Regions from separate parts of the Homo sapiens genome. Here all the other regions are linked to region 2. Evidence: read pairs that join two places in POLR2A ChIA-PET (ENCODE). Cell type or tissue: K562. All regions are shown on one strand. Each heading gives the region's core, and the rest is flanking DNA. Links, peaks and the distances in the headings are about the cores only.

What was found. Peaks named below come from ENCODE experiments on the same cell type or tissue, not always from the same donor. Only the 100,000 strongest peaks of a DNase experiment are listed, where the experiment ranks them.
Region 1: POLR2A ChIA-PET joins it to region 2 with 5 read pairs; 2 of 35 experiments call an interaction of 5 or more read pairs at or near these places.
Region 3: POLR2A ChIA-PET joins it to region 2 with 5 read pairs; 2 of 35 experiments call an interaction of 5 or more read pairs at or near these places.

Annotation. Positions count from the first base shown.
Region 1 is chr6:37,779,124-37,786,720 of GRCh38, forward strand. No RefSeq gene overlaps it. Among named protein-coding and RNA genes, the nearest start is that of ZFAND3-DT, 36 kb to the right of the region's middle. In K562, for the core only: no CTCF peak of the experiment used is centred there; no DNase peak of the experiment used is centred there; H3K27me3 peaks cover 3,857 bases.
Region 2 is chr6:37,457,007-37,464,603 of GRCh38, forward strand. CMTR1 (cap methyltransferase 1) reads left to right here. Exons shown (of 24, transcript NM_015050.3): 9 at 1,606-1,804; 10 at 2,560-2,678; 11 at 4,543-4,639; 12 at 4,964-5,096; 13 at 5,823-6,002. Among named protein-coding and RNA genes, the nearest start is that of CMTR1, 28 kb to the left of the region's middle. RefSeq lists an enhancer at 2,823-3,477. In K562, for the core only: no CTCF peak of the experiment used is centred there; a DNase peak (open chromatin) is centred at 3,385.
Region 3 is chr6:37,685,164-37,692,760 of GRCh38, forward strand. The region is part of intron 1 of MDGA1 (MAM domain containing glycosylphosphatidylinositol anchor 1); the gene reads right to left. Among named protein-coding and RNA genes, the nearest start is that of MDGA1, 8.9 kb to the right of the region's middle. In K562, for the core only: no CTCF peak of the experiment used is centred there; no DNase peak of the experiment used is centred there; H3K27me3 peaks cover 3,331 bases.

The DNA.
Region 1 (7,597 bases), core at 1,389-5,388, 320 kb after region 2:
CCAGGGCTGGCTGGGCCCTCTAAATGTGTCAAATGAGAACCAGGTGCAAATTAAGTGACTGAGGCACAAAGGCATTGAAGTTGGTATTTCCCATCCGAGGTACTGAGGCAAGGTCACTGGGAATCATTAACAGGTGGAGAGAGGGAGGAAGTGGGGCTATTCAGACAGAGGCTGAGAGGCCAGAGGGAAAAGGGTAGGGTGGAGGGGGAGGGAAGAAGGGAAATTTGCACACCATGAAAGGGGAGGGGAGAGAAGAGACTTGGCCCCAGTACCCTCAGTGGGTGAGCTTGGCATGGCCGCCTTGAGGCTGAGGGCTGCCTGTGCTCTGGAGCAGGTGGGGCGGTTTGTAGCATGAACAGAGGTTTCTCTGATCCTCCAGCTGCCTGGATCCCTTATTGCCCAGGGGTGGTGGCCTGGGAGGCTGCCCAGAAGGGCTGGTGACCTGAGGGGCTGGAGGTCCTGGGCCAGGCCCCCCAAGGTCATGCCAGCTGGCCCTCCCCTGGGCCCAATCAGAGGCTTGGAGTGCACAGCTGCCAACTTATGACTCAGAGGACCTGAGTAATTGACCCACAACTAATCACTAATGGTTTGCATATTTTGCATTTACTTTACATTCTCCTGGGGGTCTCTCTGCAATCACTCCCTACAGGCCCCTCCCCCTGCCCCCATCCCCCGTCCTTCTGTCTCCCTGCTATTTCCTCCAGGCCCAGACCCACAGACCCCCATCTCCTGTCCCTGCTCTCTCACCTGGGATCAGATAGGGCAGGTCATGGGTGGGAACATCCAAACTCCATCCTCTCTGACTTGAGGGCGCAGCAAGGGCAGCTAGGGGCACCTTGGGAGTGGCCAAGATCTGTCTGATAATTAATCTTCCTGCTAATGGAGGCTTCTCTGCCATCAGGGCTTTTAAGGAAACTCAGGGAAGTCCTTTAGTGCCATCAGCGCTGTCTCTGAGGTCCATAGGGGGCTCATTAGCAGCCCTCCACCTCACAGTTAGTGGCCCCTCCTCCAAATGGCTGCAGGAAGGGAGGAGAGCAGCCCAAGGCCCTGAGTGGAACTACTGCAGCCTGAACTGCTTCCCCACTACACCCCCCGCCAAATCTCTGAAGTGGAGTGAAGCGGCTCCTGCCTCTCTTCCAAAGTACTCCCCTTAGCTAGAAAGGACCTATCCTAGACAAGGAAAGCAAGGTCCAGAGAGGCTGAGTGATTTGCCCGAGGCCACCCAGGCAGCGGGACAAGCTGAACTGCAGTCGGCTGTAACCTCCTAACCTCAGGTCTCCTCTACCTCCATCCCTAACATGGGGAAAGGCAGCCCTTTCTCCAAGGGCTTTGGAAGGCAGGCAGGCCACTGATCCAGTTGGGACTGACCCCCAGGCCAGAGGCCAAATGGGATGACCCCTGGGAGTTTCCCATCATCCCAGGATGCTGGGGTTCTTTAGTACATTGAACCAGACCTCTTTCACTTTCAGGACAGGCTGTAAAGCTCTCCATTGTTTGTCACAGCAGTTTAAGGCCAAAGAGGCCTCTCTCAGTGAGAAATCAGGTGCAGAGTGGGGTGGTGGGCAGCAGCCCTTTTGGGGCTGCCCAAAAGGAAGGATCGGGCACAGAGGGCTGCAGTTTCCACCTATTCTACAAACAGGAGCACCCCCCTGAGCTAGACCCTCTGCTGGGTGTGAGAAGTCCCAGGAGTGAAAGAGACGTGTTTTACTTTCAGTAAATAACTGATCAAAATGGATGGAGTGATTTGCAGCAAATCTTTTAAAGTATTCTGGGATTCAGTTTCCCCATCTTGTTTTGTTTGTTTGTTTTTGAGACAGAGTCTTGCTCTGTTGCCAGGCTGGAGTGCAGCGGCACGATCTCAGCTCACTGCAAGCTCTGCCTCCCAGATTCAGGTGATTCTCCTGCTTCAGCCTCCCGAGTAGCTGGAACTACAGGTGCACACCACCACGCCCGGCTAATTTTTGTATTTTTAGTAAAGACGGGATTTCACCACGTTGGCCAGGACGGTCTCGATCTCTTGACCTCGTGATCTGCTCACCTCAGCCTCCCACAGTGTTGGGATTACAGATGTGAGCCACCACGCCCGGCCTCCCCCACATCTTTAAGATGGGAATCTGATCTGATGCTCGAGGAAGCCTGAAAGGCCACAGAGAATCAAGTCTCAGGGAGCAGCCACAGATGCTGCCTATTGCCACAGATGCAGATGATTCACAGATTGGAGAAACAACAATATAATTCTGCAGCACAGTACCAGCCATGGGAGTGCTCGAGAAATGGTCATGGGTACTCTTAATATTACTTTGTGGTGGTGGTGATTGCTTTTTGTTTTTTTGAGACGGCGTCTCACTCTGTTGCCCAGGCTGGAGTGCAGTGGTGCGATCTCGGCTCACTGCAACCCCCACCTCCCGGGCTCAAGTGATTCTCTTGCCTCAGCCTCCCGAGTAGCTGGGATTACAGGCACCTGCCACAATGCCCAGCTGATTCGGTGGTGGTTGCTTTTGAGATGTCTTTCTGACCTCAGGTCCCAGGCTGGAAATTCTATATAGCAACCTTCTTTCCCAGCTTCCCACAGATTATGGGGATAGAAGAAATGACATTTATTAAGCACCTGCTGGCACTGTGTTGGACACTTTGCATGTGTTATCCCATTTAACCCTCATGATTTCCTAATGTGATAGCTAATACCTTCCCTCCCTCCCATTTTAGAGATGAGAAAATTGTGGCTCAGAGAAGTTAGGCACCTTGCCCAAGGTCACACTGTTCTTAATGTGCAGAATGTTACAGGTATTAGAATGTGCATGAAGCTTTATTCATAATAGCCAAAAACTGAAAAAAAATCCAGCTACTTATCAGCAGGAGAAGGGTTGAATGACTTGTGGAACGTTCATATGATGGAGTACTCTATAGCAGTGAAAAATAATGAGTTACCGATACAAACAGCAACATGGACAATAGACAGACATAAGTTGAGCAAATGAAGCCAACATAAAAAGATATATACTACATGATTCTATTTATATGAAGTTCACCAACAAAACTAATTTGTGGTGGTAGGGGTCAGAATAATAATTACCTTGGCCGGGTGCAGTGGCTCAGTCCTGTAATCCCAGCATTTTTTTTTTTTTTTTTTTTTTTTTTGTGAGACAGAGTCTTGCTCTGTCGCCAGGCTGGAGTGCAGCGGCGCGACCCCAGCTCACTGCAAGCTCCACCTCCTGGATTCAAGTGATTCTCGTGCCTCAGCCTCCCGAGTAGCTGGGATTACAGGCACGCGCCATAACACCCAGCTAATTTTTGTATTTTTAGTACAGACAGGGTTTCACTATGTCGGCCAGGATGGTCTCGATCTCCTGACCTCGTGATCTGCCCACCTCAGCCTCCCAAAGTGCTGGGATTATTGGCACCTGGCCAATCCCAGCACTTTGAGAGGCCTAGACAGGTGGATTGCTTAAGGTTGGGAGTTCGAGACCAGCCTGGCCAAAATGGCGAAACTCCATCTCTACAAAAAATACAAAACTTAACCAGGCATGGTGGCGGGTGCCTGTAATCCCAGCTAGCTACTTGGAAGGCTGAGGCAGGAGAATCGCTTGAACCCAGGAGGCGGAGGTTGCAGTGAGCCGAGATTGCGCCACGCACTCCAGCCTGAGCGACAGAGCAAGACTCTGGCAAAAAAAAAAAAAAAAAAAAAAAAAAAGAATAATCGTTACCTTAAGGTGATGAGGGGATGAGCTTGAGCTCATGGTGATTGTGGTATGAGGGGACTTCTGGGGGTGCTGGAAGTGCTTTATCTTGATCTAAGTGGTTAGTGTTATGTGAGTGTGTGTATACTATGTAAAAACTCATCCCGCTGTACCCTTAAGATTTTTCTTAACAAAAGAGAAAGTCAATAAATAAATGTCTCATATATATCATTTTAAAAGATGCAGGTCTAAGATTCGGGTAGCTCAGTTAACTCCGGCTGTGCATCCTGGCAGGAAGTGGGGCTGGGGAGGCCGACCCTGCCCACTATCCCTTTGAAGGCACACGTCCTGAGTCTTTGCTCAGGGACAGGGGTGTGAGCTTCCAGTCCCCAGCAGCACACCCTGCTAGCAGCTCTGCTTCCTGTGTCCACCCGGCAACTCGTGGGTAGGGGCACGTTTTCTCCAAGCCGCCCCTGGTTTTGAATTGGGTGGGGTGAGTTCAATAAGACCTTCTTAGGCTTCCCGGGAGGAGGCCTGGGGATGGCAGGAGGCTGGGAGGCCGGGAGAGAGACATTTCTGTGCATTTTGATGGGCCCTGAAGAGCATTCTCCCTGAGTGCTCAATGATATGCCAGAGCATGTCTCAAATGCGGAGGATGGGGAGGCCGGCTCCCTGGCAGATCTTCATGGAGAAGCTGACTCCAGCCGGCTTGTGTGCCCGTCCCAGAGGAGCGGAAACAGAGCCGAAGCCCACACCCCCAGGGCCCAGGCCCAGCCCTTCCAAGTCCGGAGCTCACCCAGCCTGCCCCTCGGCTCCTTCATCCTCCTCCAGACACCGTCCCTTCTTCTGTCTCTGCATTTCCCATCCTCTCCGCCCCTCCCTGTGCTGCTCTGTCTCCACCTCCCTGCCCCTGTCTCTCCATCTCCATCTCTCATTTCTCCCCCAGGCCCCCTGCTCCCCGCTTCCCCGGGCTGTGCTTCCTCTCTAGCCCAATATAAATAATAGAAATTAATTTGTCAGCCAGCACACGCAGCCCAGGCGGCGCAGTAGCGAGCTGAGGAGGAAAGCTGGTCGAAATAATTATTCTTGACTTACGAAATCATTCTTTTTATTCCTGAAGGCTAATGTGCGAGCAGCGCCGGGCCGGGCTGTGCTAATGGCGGACAGCGTGGGCCTGCGGAGGGCGCGCAGCCTCTTCTGTCCTCCTGTAATGAGCAGAGCCCCCACTCACAGCCCATCCCACTCTTCATTTAAAAGGCAAATGAAGCGTGGAGAGGCACTCTCTCGGTTAATGCAGTCACAGGTGTGGTTTTAAACAGGATTTGTCCTCAGGAGCACTCCCTCTGTCCCGAAGTTCCCGTCTCAGAGCGCGCGCTCTCCCCAGGTCAGCTCCAGGCAGGTGTGGGGAGGAAGCCCCTCCGCAAGGGGAAGGAGCCGATGGTTACCGAGGCTCTGCCGTAGGCCAGGCACTGTGCCACGCACGCGACTCGCGAGCACGCGTTGAATCCTTGCAAACATCCCGGGAATGAAGTCGGACAATTATTCCCACTTTTCCCAAGAGAAAACTGAGAGCATAAGCAACTTGTGCAAGCTCAAAGGGAAGAATCACCAGTGACCAAGGGAGATCTACAAACTCTCTCGCCCCGCAAGAGGGTGGAGGGAGAGGGAGGCGGTGGGGGGTTGAGGAGTGTATCAGTCAGTCCTGGCAGGGAACACAGGAAACACGCCAAGGTTTCATTGAAGGGGCATAAATGAAGAGGCTATTTACAGAGGTGGGGGGCAGCTTTAAGGAAACTATGATAAAGCACCCAGGGTGGCTACCATCCCAGGAGGAGAGGGAAAGGGCGGGAGCTGTGGCCATGGGAGCTGGCAGCCCCCGCAACAGGAGCTGCAGCCTACAGCCTTGGTAGAGAAATGTAGCCGCTGCCCAAACTGCCGCCTGGCAGCGAGGGAGGGGGTGGATAGACGCCCTGGGCTTTATCTCCTCCTGCCTTCAGATCTACAGCAGTGCCTCCCATTGCCTGCATCCAATTAAAAGCCAGAGGGCAAGAGAGTCCAGTGATGCAGTCGTAGAGGTCAGCCTTCCAGGCACAAAGCAAAGTGGAGGACAGAAACCAGCACCAGATGAGATGTTCTCCTGGAAGCTTTGGGAAAGGCCATCTCAGTCCCATAGAGACTGGAGACTTTAGGAAGAGAGAGCCCCCAGTCTTGGAAAAACAATTCCTAATAGGAGAGACACCAGTTCCTGTTCATAAGAGGTACCAAGTTGGGCGTCCTTGGACCCAGACATAAGCTGGGGAGCCAGAGAAACCTGGATGGAACAGGGACCCTAAGAAGTGGCTGAATAACCACCAGGAGAGAGGGAGTGGCTTCCTGAACAGGAGCTGACCTGCAAGACCGGAAGAGGGAGGAGGAGAGGAGCTGGCTGAGTGATGAACAGGGGCCAGCACTGAAGTACTGGGAAGAGATGAGGGGCTACAGCGTTGGTGGCAGGGGAGCGCAGAGCCTGCATAAAAGCATCCAGGTAGGAAAAGGTGTCTGGAGAGGTGGGCAGGCAGGGACGGGGGACCCAGGATGACTCCTGGGTCTACCCAGCAGGAGGCTGAGGTCATGAGTGAGCTGTGGGCTGAGTGAATCCGTCTCCCTGCTTCATTTTGGAGGTGAGGCAATGTGGCCAGAAAAGGCTATGATTACCCCAAGCCCACATGGGAACGGCTGGGTGGGCTGCCAAGCCGGCGAGGTGAGTGGCAAGGCCTATGGCTGGAGTGCCCAGCTGGCCTCCCTGCTGCATCTGCGGCCCCTCATCCCATCCATCTTCCTCCCACACAGCAGCCACCGGGATCTTTCCAAAACACGAGCCCGATCACGTCACTCACACTTGAGCCCACTGGATGCTCTCCACTGCACGGATCAAGTCTAAAGTCCTTCACTCCTTCCAAGGCTGACAGGAGGGCCATCAGCCCCCCTACACTTCCCCGTATTGAATCATAGCGTCTTATGTCTGCGCCTTGTGCAAGTTCCCTCAACTTGAAATTCTCCTGCCTGCCCACTCGGGCCCCATCTGGCGCCCAGCCTCGCTGTACTGTCACTTCCCTCGGGATCCTTTCCCAACACTCCTCTGCCTTTCTAGTTCTCCCGTTATAAAACTTACCAGGAGACAAAGGCACCTGTCTGTGTTCTTATCTTTGTCTCCCTGACTGTAAACCCCAGGAAGGCAGTAACTTTGGCTGGGTTGTTGTTACAACCTCACTGCTCAGCAAACGCACAGTGCCTGGCACTTAGTAGGTGCTGCATGTACGTGTTATAATCCATTCAAGGGAACAAGCGAGGAAAGCTTGATGTGTGCTGACATGGAGCCACCACCACGACACACTGTCAAGAATTCAGGACAGGCTGGGCACGGTGGCGCATGTCTGTAATCCTAGCACTTTGGGAGGCCAAGGCGGGCGGACCACTTGAGGTCAGGAGTTTGAGACCACCCTGGCCAACATGGTGAGACCCCCATCTCTACTAAAAATAAAAAAATAGCCGAGGGTGGTGGCGCAAGCCTGTAATCCAAGCTACTCGGGAGGCTGAGGTAGGAGAATCACTTAAACCCAGGAGGCGGAGGTTGCAGTGAGCCAAGATCGCGCCATTGCACTACAGCCTGGGTAACAGAGTGAGACCCTGTCTAAAAAAAAAAAGAATTCAGGACAGTGTGTGTTTGTATAAAACAGAATATACGTGTATTTATGGATCTGTACATAATATCTTCACAAGCAGACTGAAGAAACTGATAAGGTGATTGTCTCTGAGAAGAGCTGGGTGAGTGGAGATAGGAGTAGAAAGACATGATTAACACTAAGTGGGAAATATTTAATAATTAATTGGGGCTGGGCGTGATGGCTCACACCTGTAATCCCAACACTTTGGGAGGATGA
Region 2 (7,597 bases), core at 1,738-5,737:
GTCCAGGAGTTTGAGGCCAGCCTGGGCAATACACCAAGATCCTGTCTCTAAAAAAAAAAAAAAATTTGTTGAGCGTGGTGGTGTGTGTCAGGGGTCCCAGCTACTCAGGAGGTTGAAGAAAGAGGATTGCCTGAGCTCAGGAGTTCAAGGTTTCAGTAAGCTATTATTGTACCACTGTACTCCAGCATGGGCTGAGTGAGACCTCGTTGCCAAAAAAAAAAAAAACAAAAAAACCTGGGGAGAGAGAGCGAAAGCTACTCAAGGGGCCACAAATGTAATTATGCCAAAATTCAAATGATGATTAGTCAGTCCTGAGTTGGCTGGGTGCTCCGAGCGTTGCCTGGAAGCTGCTGTTGCTGCACAACAGTATTTCCTTCCCTCTCTGTCTTGTCAGCTTCTGACTGTGCCCTGCCCCAACCCCACACCCAGCGCTGGGCAGGAGAAGAAAAAAGGGAGTGCAAAAAGGAGAGAGACCAAATGCAGTGTGGTGTCTTGGATTGGATCCCAAACAGAAAAAGAACATTAGTGAAAATCTAAATGAAGTCTAGAGTTTAGTTAATAGTAAGGTACAAATGTTGGTTTCTTAGTTTTGCCAAACATACCATGGTGTAAGGTGTTAACAAAATTGGAAACTGGGTGAGGGGTACTATCTTGGCAACTTTTCTGTAAATCAAAAATTATTCCAAAATAAAAAGTTATTTGGGATTTTTTAAAAGGTGGTTGGGAGAGCCAAGGAGGAAGGGGAGAAAGGAAGACAGAGGCTATGATGGGAAAAGGAAGGTTCCTGTGGCTGGGAGAGGGTGTTAGAGCCCCCCAGCCTTTGGTTGGACAGGAAGACCTGAGTCTAGTGGCTAGGCCAACTGGACCCTGATTTAGCTTTGTTGCAGACTGGCTGTGAACAGATTACTTTGTGACTTTGTATCTTGGTGCCTCTTTTTCCCTATCTGTATATGTGGGGCATATTCTGTTCAGTAGGACTCTTGAAAGGCAGGATATGGTGAGGAAAACACTCTGAGAGATAAAAAATGTAGTCAGATACCCATAAATGTTTTTTGTTGTTTTTGTTGAGACAGGGTCTCGGTCTGTCGCCCAGGCTCAAGTGCAGTGGCGCGATCTCAGCTCACTGCAACCTCTGCCTCCCGGGTTCAAGCAATTCTCATGCCTCAGCCTCCCGAGTAGCTGGGTTTACAGGTGTGCGCCACCACACCTGGCTAATTTTTTGTATTTTTAGTAGAGACAGGGTTTTACCACGTTGGCCAGGCTGGTCTCAAACCCCTGACCTCAGGCTATCTGCCTCTCTGGCCTCCCAAAGTGCTGGGATTACAGGCTTGAGCCACCGCGCCTGGCTCCATGAAGATGTTTTTATGAGGAGTCTGAGCTAGGCCTGGTGATGTGATAGGCATTGTGGGTATTTTGAGGGTGGGTGAGGCAACACTAAAGGGTGTTAATCACCAGAAGATACATTTCCTGGGTGCTGTAGCTCTGGTGGGAGCTCTGGATTGTACTTGCCGAAAGGCTTATTTTACTCTCCCTGCATTCTCCTTCCTGTTGCCCATTGAGCTGTCTTGTTTTCCTTCCTCTCCTGTCCTCCACTTGCCTTTGCAGAAGCCACTGGTGAAGGACCGGGAAGCTGAGCTTCTGTACTTTGCTGATGTCTGCGCAGGCCCAGGTGGCTTCTCAGAGTATGTGCTGTGGAGGAAGAAGTGGCATGCAAAGGGCTTTGGAATGACTTTGAAGGGCCCTAATGACTTCAAGCTGGAGGACTTCTACTCTGCTTCCAGTGAACTCTTCGAACCCTACTATGGTAGGGACATTGAGGAGGGTACTAGGAGGTATGAGGGACAGCCCCTCTATGGGGACTTCAGGTCAGAAGCAGTTGTTATCCACATGCCATATTTTCTTTCCTAGGTCTCTTACCCTGGGCTTCACAGTTCATGTCAGAATCTTGGTTCCCTCTGGACTATCCCTTTTTACCCTGGGCCTGCAGAATACAGGTCAAACACTCCCTCAGCAGATTCTCATCAAGGCCCTATTAATTCCTCCTTTCAGGAACACTCTGCTTTTGTGGTGGCAGGAGATAATGAAACTGCCTGATCTCTGGCTGAGAACTGGCAGGGTTTTTAACAAATATAAACCCAATGCCCATCTCTCGCCCTCTGTGCCAGGTGCAGAATGCACTGGGTTGCAGACAGCTCAGCAACCCACAGCAGTCCCTCTGTTCTATGTTGATTGTAATTTGACAGCAAATCCTAAGTCCTTTCTGAACAGTCCTTATTACAAAATTGATGCCTAAATGTAGGTGCCTTAAACACAACTTGGGTCTTAAAGAGAAAGTTCCACGAGTTGATGACTTTTGACTGGTCAACTCCTTTGGGACTGTGTTTCATTATAGCAGAGTACTGTTGTTCCTCCTGGTCCATCACTGTAAGGGAGCCTTGCAGGATGGGCCCTAGTTCTTGAGACACCTGATGCCCGTCTTCACTGACCCAGAGCACTCGTGTCCCAGCTCCTGACATGTATAGGGCAGATGAACTCACTATGACTCTTGTATTCTGACAGGTGAGGGTGGGATTGATGGAGATGGAGATATCACCCGCCCAGAGAACATCTCTGCTTTTCGGAATTTTGTCCTGGATAACACAGATCGCAAGGGTGTCCATTTTCTGATGGCTGATGGGGTAGGTTACCTTTTTTCCATAGACTGATGCATTAAGGATTTGTTATTTTAGAGGTTTGAGAATTGTTTGTTTTATCTGGTTCTTTAGCTGCTCCCAAAGATGGTATTTCACAGTTCAGATTGTAGAGAATGCATTTTTATTCTTTTTATACATTTTTTAAATGATAATTGTGTAGAGACTGATGTTGTGGATACCTTTGCCTGGAGCAGGGTGATCTTGGTGTTGCTCCTGGTGGAGGCTGTCTATACATGGTCACCTGTAAGCCTCTCATAGGCTGACAGATGGCCACCTAACCAAAGACGGCAGCACAGAGGAATCCACAGGAGGCTCTTGTCAGGGCTGGGTTAAAGTGAATGTTCAAGAGGCCTTGTCTATGGGCAGCTGCTTGAGGCACAGAGGGAAGCCCATTGCAGCTTTGTTCAGCAGAAGCTCTCACCCAGTAATCTGACAATGCAGGCATTCCTTTCTGGAGTGAGCCACCACTTACTCTAGAGGAAGGACAGACAATTTGGCAGCTGCTCCAGGATCATATAGCTAGAGTTGAGAAAAGCCTCTGGGACTCTTTGGGTGGCCTCTTAAGCAGTAGCTGTGTGGCTAGTGAAGGAAGGTGGGCAGGATGTCAGCATGATATCCAAAGATGCCTAGGCTCACCAAAGCACTGTGCACAGCAGGGAACAACAGATGACAGGCTTGGGGCTGGCTGTGAGGGAGGGGCTGCTCTGGCTGAGCAGATGTGGGAGTCTGATAGCGCTAATGAGGCAGCTGTTGCTGTGCGGCAGCTATAGAGTTGGAAGCTCAAGGGCTTTCTGCTTCAGCACTTCAGCAGTGTAAAGGGGTGACCTGGGCTTTTTTTTTTTTTAATTGACCCCATAATCAGGCATGCATTTTGAGAAGCATCTTTAAGTCTGGAAGACACTCCTAAACATTTCTTATCCTGAGTCCTTTAGCTATCACTTCTGTAGAACTGAGTCAGGGACACCTGGGGCGTGTTTAATAGAGGGCAGCGTCCTTTTTTCTTTATTTTATTGTAAAAAACACAAATTTGATCATCTTAATCATTTTTAAGTGTTAACAGTAGTGTTAAGTCTATTCACACTGTTGTGCAACAGATTTTCAGAAGTTTTCATTTTGCAAAACAGAAACTGTACCCATTTAACAACACTGTGCCACCTGATGTCCCCTGGCCTCCTTTACTTTTATGTAAGCCTGACTCTGTCTCCTGCTGGGATCTCACAAGGAGGGAGACCACTCTAGAAATAGCATCACACATTCTTTCAGTAAATACCCTGGCCAGAGAGTCTGCCAGCTGGATACAAGAGGCACCGTGGTCTTAGGACAGGAAAGGGGGTATTGTAAGTAAAACCTGAGTCAACAGAGAGAGATTACTGTGACTAGGAAAGTTAACTTTTCTCCTTCACCAGAGTGGGAAGCCGAAGCAGAGTGTTCTCACTGTACTCACTCCCTGGTCTTGTTAGGACTCACCAGAGCATTCTGTTTCCTATGTTGTGGTTGACCTCTGACTAGCCAATATTTTGCCTCTGTTCTGCCTTACTCTTCTCTGGATTCCCATGAGTTAAAACACATTCTAAACCATCTCCTTGGAAAAGCAGGCTTGGTTCCATCCCCTGAGAATGACAGAGCAGGAAAGTGGAGCTGGTCCAGTAGTAGGCCTGGGTCCTGTGCTTACTCCATCTAACAAGCCCAGTGACCTTCTAAAATAACTCAACACTGAGCTGCTTCTTCATCAATCAGATGGTGATCAGTGAAAACACTTCAAGAACTCTCGATGAAGATGAGGTAGTGATGTTATTCTTAGTCCTTCTCTTTTCTCTTTCCCACCCCATTCCTTGTGCTCTCATTTCAGGGTTTCTCGGTGGAGGGGCAGGAGAACCTGCAGGAGATCCTCAGCAAGCAGCTGCTTCTGTGTCAGTTCCTCATGGCGCTGTCCATTGTCCGGACAGGTGACACTTCCTCAGCTGTCTCCTCACCCCAGGACCCACTTAGAGGCCCTATTGGACAAGAACATGTACAAGGGGTTGGTGGGGAAGTTAAAAAAATCTGCTTATATTAGAGGACAGGTAGCTAAATGAGTAATTTAGGGAAGAAAGGGCTGTGGAATCCTCAAAGTCCCCTCCAAAGATGGTTCTCCCCCTTAAATTGTCTCTGAGTTTTAACAGACCCAGGTGCTGGTTTCCTTGACTTTGTCATATTTACTCCCAAGACTACTTCACCCATCTCTTGGAATAGACCCATTGGCTGCTTTTGGTGTTTTCTCTCTAATCTAGGAGGCCACTTCATCTGTAAAACCTTTGACCTGTTCACACCGTTTAGTGTGGGGCTTGTCTACCTGCTGTACTGCTGCTTTGAACGAGTTTGTCTCTTCAAGCCTATTACCAGCCGTCCTGCCAACTCAGAGAGGTGAAGCCTTTCTCTCTATATTAGCCAGATTAATTGGCTAAATGTCAGAACAGCAAATCATGGTGCATCTCTCTGGCATGACCTCTTAAGCTACGTTTAAAACCTTGACTTTAAAGAAGTGATGAGAGCCAACAGGATTCAGGATTCCTGGATCTTTTGGTCTTGTGATATGCCAGTTCAGCCTCTGCCTCCTTCTTCCAAGCCTTATGCTCCATGCTTATGTGAGGGATTCTCAGCTTGGCCAAGGAGAAAGTGACCAATAGTAGGGACACTTCAGGGGTCTTGGGCTGGGAAGGGGCAAGGAGCCGCTATCCAGAGGCACTACTGGGGTCCCAGTGTGACACTGCCCACACACAAGGTGAGAGAAAATGCAACCAATCAGAATTGCCCGGTGGCTTTGTTACAAACACATATTTCTGGGCCTTCTCCTGGGAGAGTTTGATTCATTAGGTCTATAATTTAACAGACTCCCCAGGTGATTGTGACACAGCCCGTCTGTCACAGGGAAGTTAGGAACTACTGCGATAGAGAGTAGAAATAGAGCTCAACAGAGAAGGATTTGAGGGGAACTTTAGCACCACAAAGGGTCTGTGTTGTTCTTTGTGCGTAGGCCTAAGGTTGAACAGGGAAGCCATTAAGCTTTGTGATTCCACAAGGGGTTGGGGGAAAAGGAATGTATGGGGAGGAAGCCCTTGCTCGGTGGAGTGACAGAGTATCTTCTGCCAGGTATGTGGTGTGCAAGGGCCTGAAGGTGGGCATAGATGATGTTCGGGATTACCTCTTCGCAGTGAATATTAAACTCAATCAGCTGCGGAACACGGATTCCGACGTCAACTTGGTGGTCCCCCTGGAGGTGATCAAGGGAGACCATGAATTTACTGACTACATGATACGGTCCAATGAGAGGTAAGCCAACGGGCTGGTTTTTGCTGGTAACACTGAGGTCCTAAGGAAGACCAGAGAGTGAAAGACTGAATGGTTGGCTCTTGGTATCACTTTGTCAACCCTGACAAATTGGCAACTGGGTTTGGTCTGCTGGTTTCAGGGCTCCCTGGGACTTTGGTTAGTTACCCTCAGGGACCCCCATCCTGCTGCCATGCCCTATCCCAAGGGTGGCAGGTAGGTGCCTGGCTAGTATAGGCCTGCCTGCAGGAGCCTGTGTATAACAGTGAAAGCTGACAGAGCAGCCTGTGTCCCTGGAGGCAGGAGTAATTTCCCTTTAATTGCTGCTGTTTGTAAAAGGCCATCATGCTTGTTGCCTGGTGAAGTCCCTGTTTGGAGGCAGGAGATGGATGGAAAGCATGTGTACAACATGCTTTGGAAGTGCCCAAACTTTTGCCATTTCTTCATGAGTTCCCCAGCTGGTGATCCAAATGCTGTTTTCTGTATCTTCTTTGTTTTCCCCACTCCCTGTTAGTGGTAATAATTTAAAGTTGTGACATTTGGCTTAGTTTTCTCAGTGGGCAGGCCTTTGAAAAAAGTGTTTGGAGATAGGCTGGAGGGTTGTATAGTAGTAGTGATTCAATAGAAAATGCTCTCTTAGGGGGCTAAACAGGTGTTGGAAAGGCCTTAGTTAAGGGTCCAACCTTAAGTCCCCCAGAGAAGTTTGAAGATAGAGGTGGCCCTGGAGAATCATAGAAGGGGAGGAAGTCTTTATCCTATTCTCTCCTATTTTTCCAGTATTGCCTGGTGTTTTAACTTTCCACAGTACTGCCATATAAGCGCCCTCATTTTGATAGCAATGGTAGGCACCAAGGTGGAGCAGACAGTAAACTTCAGCATGTTATAGATGAGGAAGCAAACAGGCCCAGCGACCCGCCTGGCTAGGGCTTTGTAACACTTCTGGGTTATGGAACATGTCTTTTGGCTGAACAAGTGTGCATAGATGCATGGCAGAACTGGAATTCTTTTCAGGGGTTCCAATAACACAGAGTGTTTAAGCAACTCTATAACCAGCCACTTTTCTTTTTCTAAAAAAGTTGAGGTATAATTCTGTAAGTGAAATGCAAATCTTAAGTGTATAATCAGTTTACAAATGCATATATCCTTGTAGCCTACATCCCTATTAAGATAAAAAATGTGGCCGGGCGTAGTGGCTCACACCTGTAATCCCAGCACTTTGGGAGGCTGAGGCAGATGGATCACGAGATCCGGAGATCGAGACCATCCTGGCTAACACGGTGAAACCCCATCTCTACTAAAAATTCAAAAAAAATTAGCCAGGCGTGGTGGCGGGCGCCTGTAGTCCCAGCCACTTGGGAGGCTGAGGCAGGAGAATGGCGTGAACCCAGGAGGCAGAGCTTGCAGTGAGCCGAGATCGCGCCACTGCACTCCATCCTGGGCGACAGAGGAAGACTCCATCTCAAAAAAAAAAAAAAAGATAAAAAACGTTTCCATCACCTAAGGAAATTTTCTTATGCCCCTACTCAGGCAGCCCCAAAGTAACCCCTCTTCTGAGTTTTATCACCACAAGTTAGTTTTACTTTTGTATTTTGTGTCTG
Region 3 (7,597 bases), core at 1,389-5,388, 230 kb after region 2:
TGGTGGCACATGCCTGTAATCCCAGCTACTCAAAAGCTGAGGCACTTGAACCCAGGAGACGGAGAATGCAGTAAGCTGAGATGGTGCCACTGCACTCCAGCCTAGGAGAAAGAGTGAGACATTGTCTCAAAAAATTAAAAAAAAAAAAATCACTTCAGGAGCGTCTCAGGGCCGAGGAGTTACTCAAGTTCAACTCAGAGGTCTCCGTTCCTGAATCTTTCTTTCTGATAAGTTGTTACAGAAAGTTGAAACAAGGTCAATAGGAAGAACTTCCCAAAATGAAGGACCAGAGGCACTGAGCAAACAGCAGTGGGGCTGCTTGGTCTCATGTGGGTGTGGGCCTGCTGAGAGGCAGAAAGATGAGTTAGATCACCTCCGGACCAGAGCCTCTCACACAGCCCATCCGTCTCTGTTCCCAGAAATCAGGAGGCTGCTTTTTCTGGAACCACAGAGCTCTTCTGCCTTCGGGGCTGAAAGGAGACACCTGCTAGCAGAGAGAGGTACCAACCGGTAGACATCAACAATCCCAGGGACATGTGAACCGACAGTGTCGGGGGGCGCTGGCAGACGGGAAGCTGGTGGGACTGTCACTTGAATGTCTGGGTGACCCAAGCAAGTCATCCCCCTCCTCTAGGTCGCTGTCTTTCCTCAGGTCTCTTCTGGGCATCTTCAGAGCAGCCAGGACCCCCACCCCCACCCCACCTGAGCTAGGCTGGCAGAGTGGGGCGAGGTGAGGATAGGCTGGCAGAGTGGGGTGAGTGAGGAGGAGAGCAGTCATTCACATTCATCTAAATCCCCTTTCATTCAAGAAACACCAACTGCCCCTAAAACGGGTATTTGTGGCAAAGACTGCTCATCACCCACCCAATACCCACTCTCCCTTTCTTTCTAACAGAATACAGATATTTTCTCAGATGGGAATGTGCCCATCTAAAAAACCCTATTTCTCAGCCTGCCTTGAAGCTAAGAATGGCCAGTAAGATGTAAGCAGAAGTCACTGCAGGGTGTTTCTGGGAAAGCTCCTTAAAGACAGCAGACTCAGCCGACAGGCCTGCCTTTTAAAGGTTCCTGCTGTCTTCCTTCCTGGAATGTCTCATGATGGCTGAGCCCCATCAGCCTTTTGGTGACCTTGAGGCAAAATGTCAAAAGGCAGGGTTCCCAACCTTTGCTGCACACTGGAATCACGTAGGGACTTTTTTTTTTAATGCAGATGACTGGTTTCCACCCCCTAGACATTCTGATTTAATGGGTATGTTGTGCAACCTGGGCTTTTTTTTTTTGAGATGGAGTTTCACTCTCGTTGCTCAGGCTGGAGTGCAGTGGCGTGATCTCGGCTCACTACAACCTCGGCCTCCCTGATTCAAGCGATTCTCCTGCCTCAGCCTCCCGAGTAGCTGGGATTACAGGTGTCCGCCACCACACCTGGCTAATTTTTTTATTTTTAGTAGAGACGGGGTTTCACCATGTTGCCCAGGCTGGTCTCAAACTCCTGACCTCAGGAGATCCACCCGCCTTGGCCTCCCAAAGTGTTGGGATTACAGGTGTGAGTCACTGAGCCTAGCCAGCATCAGGACTTTTTAAACCTTCCAGGTTATTCTAACATGCAGCCAAGTTTGAGAACCACCACCATGAGAAGAGCAGAGCACGAAGATGAAAGGAGCCTTGAGAACCTACCTTGAGACTTGAGAAAGTCATCATTTGTTTAAGCCTTTCTGGTCAGGTCTTTCTTTCTAGCAAACAGGCCTGGGGGGTCCTTATGCTGCTCCCTTGGGCCAACCCATCTGCCACAGCACAGGCTGGGGAACAAAAATCTGCCAGGGAATGCCTTCAGAAACCTCACATTTGGGGAAGTAGACAGGCACTGGACTTTGCATTGGGCAGTCTTGAGTTCGAACCCTGACTCCACCACCGCCTAACTGTAGGGCCCTGGGCAAGTCACTCAATGTGAACCTCAGCTCCTCCATCTGGAAAATGAGGGCATTAGAAAAGGCTGTGTGTTCACCAGCTCAGCTGTGAGCTCCTTGGGGACAGATGTCATTTCACCTCTGCAGCCAAGACCCACCACCCTTCCAGACACGTAGTGGGTACTCATTAAATATTTGCTGGTTTTGATCAGGCATGGTGGCTCACAACTGTAATCCCAGCACTTTGAGAGGCCAAGGTGGAAGGATCACTTGAGCCCAGAGTTTGAGACCAGCCTGGGCAACATAGTGAGACCTCCATCTCTACTAAAAATTAAAAAAAAAAAAAAAAAAGTTAGCCGGGCATGGTGGTGTATGCCTGTAGTCCCAGCTACTCACGAGGCTGAGGTGGGAGGATTGCCTGAGCCCAGGAGATCGAGGCTGCAGTGAGCTATGATCACACCACTGTTCTCCAGCCTGCAAGACAGTGAGACCCTGTCTCAAATGAAATCAATTTTGCTGGTTTTACATTGAATTGCTACTTTGTTCTCCAGCTCTGAAATTTTCACTTTCTTTGGTTTTTTTGTAATAGAGACAGAGTCTCACTATGTTGCCCAGGCTGGTCTGGAACTCCTGGGCTCAAGTGATCCTCCCATCTCAGCCTCCCAATGTGCTGGGATTACAAGTGTGAGCCACAGCACCTGGCCTCACTTTATTCTTAACCAAACAGGAAAGAGAATAAACAAAAGGGCCACATTTCAAAAAGGTACCATAATTTACCTATTAAAAATCAAAGAAAACTGTGTTTCTGAAGGAGACTCCTTCAATCTCTCTAGGTTTGGGAAGCCAAACCTAGAGAACCAAGGGAGGTCCCTTGGTTAGAAGCCAGAAAAGGGGCCAGTCTCCTGGGCTCTTGGCCTGGACCCTCCAGTTAGCACCATTGAAGTAGAAAGCCTCCTTGCTCACAGTTTAGAAAATAATCAGTGGATTTTGTTTTTTTCCCAAGACTCCAGGGTTCAGATGAACTTTGTTGAAACTAAGCTTGGGCAGTAACCTGGAAAACCAGGAAATGCCCTCAGAAAGTCCAAGGGAAGAAGACATCTGTTTTGGTCTGGCTTTTTCAGACACACTGTCTACACCAGCTGTGCCCAAGAATCATCTAAACAGCTCTTACAACCACAGATGCCTTGATGCCACCTGCAGGGTTTCTGATTCAGGAGGCCCGGGGTGGGGCTGGGCATCTGTTGTTGAAAAAGCTCTCCAGGTGGTTCTGACATGCGCCAGGGCTGAGAACCACTTTTCTACACAGCTTCCAATCCTCCAGATAATTAATGTATCTCGGCTGAGTTTCTGGGCCTGGAAAGGAACCAAGAAGAGCCTGGGGTGGAATCTTCAAAGCCAGCCAAGCAGTGCCCTCGAGTCTGCTCAAGCCACCACCCAGCCACCAAGGTCACCCACCCCTGCAGCTCCAGCCTTTCACAGGCAAAAGGCTGGGCTTGGGGAAGGGGAGCTGCTATTCCAGCCTCCCTGGCCTGCCACATTTCTCAAAAGCACAGCCTATACCTCCTGTTGCCACATGCCACCCACACCCGGAGCTCCCTGCCATCTGCCTGCCACCCTCTCTGCTCTCGTGAAACGGAGTCCCCATAGTTCACCTTCGAGTTTACAAAGTGCTATCACTCCTGGGCTTCTCTGTAATCCCAAAAGGTAAGCGTGCCTAAACCAGGCTTCACATGGGGAAACTGAGGCTCAGAGAGGCGAGGCCATTGGGCAAGGACCCTCAGAGGCAACAGGCTGCCCACCTGGCCCTCCAACCCGAGTCCAGACTTCTTACTTGAAGCCCTCATTTTGCACAGCGCAATCCCTGGTCTAGCAGCATCGGCACCACCAGATTCACGCAGAATCTCAGCCCAGCCCCAGCCCCGCTGAATCAAGAATCCGCATTTCCACAAGATCCCAGGGGAGACTTGTGCACGGGAAAGTTTGAGGAGCCCCACTCTGTGCTGCAGCTGCCCCGAGCTCCCCAGTCCCCCGGTGGCCCTTTCTCATTCCTCCTCCTCCTCTCACAGACTCTGTCACAGACCCTCGGGTCATGTCCCCTCTCAGGCCTCCTCCCGCCCCCTAAACATTGGTGCTCCCCAGGGCTCTGGCCTCAGCCCAATCCCTTCTCTCTACTTTCTAATCCCTGGCAATTTTATTCCACCTCATGGTTTCAACCCACATCCTTCTGCAGACATAAATCCAGATGTGCAAATCTACCTCTCCTGAGTTGATCTCTCTCCTGAGCTCAGTGCTCATTGTCCACCCGATTTGTCGATATCCCCCCCAGACATGCCAGTGCCAGAATCCCATGAAGTTCAAAACTTCACTCACATTGTCACTAAAACTATTTACTGAGGCCTTGCTACGTGCCAGGCACTGTGCTCAGAGCTTCCTAAGCACCGTCTCATCACAAGCCCACGCAGTGAGTACGATGATCTCCATCTGACAAGCGGAGAAGCCACGGCTTAGAAAGCAGATGTAACTTCCTGGGCTTTTACAGCTGGTGTGGGGCAGAGCTGGGATTCAGACCCAGGTTTCTTATGCAGAGGTCGAGGCTCTTAACTACTTCACTTCCCCAAACCTGTCTGACTTCCAGTGGCTTTTGTTCAACCTGTTATCACTGTGTGCCAAGTCTCCCAGCTCCAAACCTCAGAGCCGTTTGCAGCTCCTATTCCTTGCCTGAACTCTTTCCGATACACTTTTAGTGCTTAATGATGGTACAATCTTGTGTCTTGCCTTTTGCAACAGCCTCTAACTGGTTTCCTTCCTCCACCCTCAAACCCCTACCATCTATTCTCTACATGACAGCCAGAGAGGTTCTATTAAAAAGGTGTCAGTTCATGTCCCTTCTCTGCTCAAAACCCTGCCATGGTCCCCTATCTCATGCAGAACAAAATCCAGAATCCTTTCATAGCCTTCAAGGCTCCAAATGATTGGACCTACTAACTCTCTGGCCCCACCTTCTACTGCACTCCCCCTGGCTCATTCTGCTCCAGCCACATTGGACTCCTCACTGTTGCTCCAACAGGCCAGGGCCTTTGCAGCGGCTATTCCTCTGCCTGGAACACACCTCCTGCAGATGCCCACAAAGCTCCCTAGGACTCCCCTGGACAACTGCAAAGCCTCCTGACAGTCTCTCCAGCACGGCCTCCTCCCACACACAGCGGCATGGCTACCTGGCCCATAATATGGCTTGCATCAACCCAGCTCCCTGTTTGACATCCTCCTTACAGCTTTGCAATGAGCAGTTCTGGGTTCAAGTCCAGGTCTGCCACTTGGACAAGGGACTGATAAATGACTTTCTCAAGGAGTTGTGATGAGACTGAAGATAATGCATACTTATGATCACAGGCTGGACAGTCAATGTTAGCAATGTTTAATATTATTCCTGGCCAGGCACAGTGGCTCACGCCTGTAATCCCAGCACTTTGGGAGGCTGAGGCAGGCAGATCACAAGGTCAGGAGATTGAGACCATCCTGGCTAACATGGTGAAACCCCGTCTCTACTAAAAATATAAAAATTAGCTGGGTGTGGTGGAGTGTGCCTGTAGTCCTAGTTACTCGGGAGGCTGAGGCAGGAGAATTGCTTGAACCTAGGAGGCAAAGGTTGCGGTGAGCCAAGATTGTGCCACTGCACTCCAGCCTGGGTAACCGAGACTCCACCTCAAAAAAAAAAAAAAAAATCCTTTACTGTTCCAGCCCTAACGGCCCCAGTTCCCTTTCAGCTTATGCTCCAGCCCAACTGAACAGCTCACGAACTCCTCACACACTCGGGTTCCTTAGCTTCCAGGCCTTTGCCACAATGTGCCCTCCACCTGGAATGCCCCTCTCAATCCTTACTTCTATTTGTCAAGGCCAGTTCAAATGCTCTCTTTTCCACAAGGCCTTGGAAGCAATTACTTCAACCTTCAAATTCTCACAACCTTTTATCCGCCCTTGCTACATGACATTTATCAAAATCTCCCCCTACCTTACATGTGATTCCCCTTCTCCTTCCATCTTATTCATCTCAGTAGCCCTGCCAATGTCCAGAACTGAGTCTTACTCAAGGTAGAGGCTCAGTGAACATTTAATGAATGATGAGTGAAAGGAACACCACACTGCTTTCCTTCCCTGCAAATCAGAAGATCCGGTGGGACTGAGTCTTAGGGCTACTTCTTACCAGCTGTGCAATGTTGATCAGGTCACTAAAACTCTTGGAACCTCAGTTTTCTCATCTGTTCAATGGAGACAATAGTACCCCTTGTGCTGACCTCTCAGAACGTCATGGAAGCAAAGGCTGCAGAGGCATGAAAATGCCTGGTAAGTCATGTGGCACTTACACACTTATAAGGGATTGTTGTTCTGACCAACAATCCTCCCTAAAAGGTTCATTCCCCCTCACACAAAAGGATCCCTGAAAAAACCATGACCAAACGAATGGTGGGTTATCAAGTGAGGTTTACTTTCTTTCTTTATACTTTTATGTATTCCTTGATTGTTTTGCAAAGAGCACATGTTACTCATAGTAGTTACTCATAGTGTTATTCATAGACTTGAGGAAAAATGAGATTTCATTGTTGAAAAACAAAAATATTCATTCCTTTGAGCTAAGCCTTGCTCTTGCCTCCTGTATCAGCATTTAAATACCAGAGAAGCCCCTTGGTACATAGTACCTTCTAGCAGCAGATGTATGCTTGCAAAGCAGGGTCTTCTGACCACAGGGAGAAGATGCAGAAGAGGGGCCATGCGCCAGGTTTATACAGAGGCGTTTCTGCAAGGGCACAAGCACCCCCATTCCCCTTGCCACAGCCTTACCAGAGCAAGAGCCCACTAGGCTAAGCTGAGCCCCAGCATCCAGCTGGCGCCTAGGGAAAACCTGATTCATCTGAGATTACAGCAAGTGCGGCTTTGGCTACGGGCAGGTGCCTAGGGACACCGGGGTGGGTACGTGGGAGCTGGAGGGAGGCTTGGAGTTCCAGAAGGCCCTAAGGAACCCTTTTCAGCCCCAGGTTGAGGAATGAGCATAACTCATCCCTCAGATAGGGTGAGGCCCACAGGAGCCCAGGAAAGGCAAGATGCAATGTGGCGGCCAAGCCCTCCCCCTGCTGGCCACATCTGGAACGGCAGCAGCTGCCGCACAGGGCAGGGCCCGTAGGCAGTTACACACACACCCGATACCTGGGACCGTGTCAGGCTCAGATGTCCGGAGGTGGGAGGTGAGGCAGGGCTCTTCCAGGACTGAGAGGCCCAAGACTTCATCTCCTAGGTCCTCTGTCTTCACCGGGTGGGTCATCTCCTAGCCCACCTTTCATGAGCCCAGCCATGAGATGAAAGTGGGGAGGGGGGCAGGGGGGAGTGGCAGGGACGTGGGGGCAGTGGTGTTTGGGGTGGGGGTGTCTTCCACATTCCTGCCTCTGTCTCACTCCTCCCAGGCCCTCCCCCATGCCTCCTGGGCAGCTGGGAGAAGCTGGGGCTGCTACCACTGCCCGGATTTCCACTCCCGCCCCCAGGTATTGATTTCCTGCATCATTCATTTGCCGGGCCTTGGCGGCTGTGATTAGCTCCCTCCATTCTCCCTACAGATTCCACCCCCCTTCCCCCCCAGCCTGTCCCTCCATGTTCCAGCAAAGCAGAGCTAATATACCAGGCTCTAAATGAGGCTTTGCCACCTT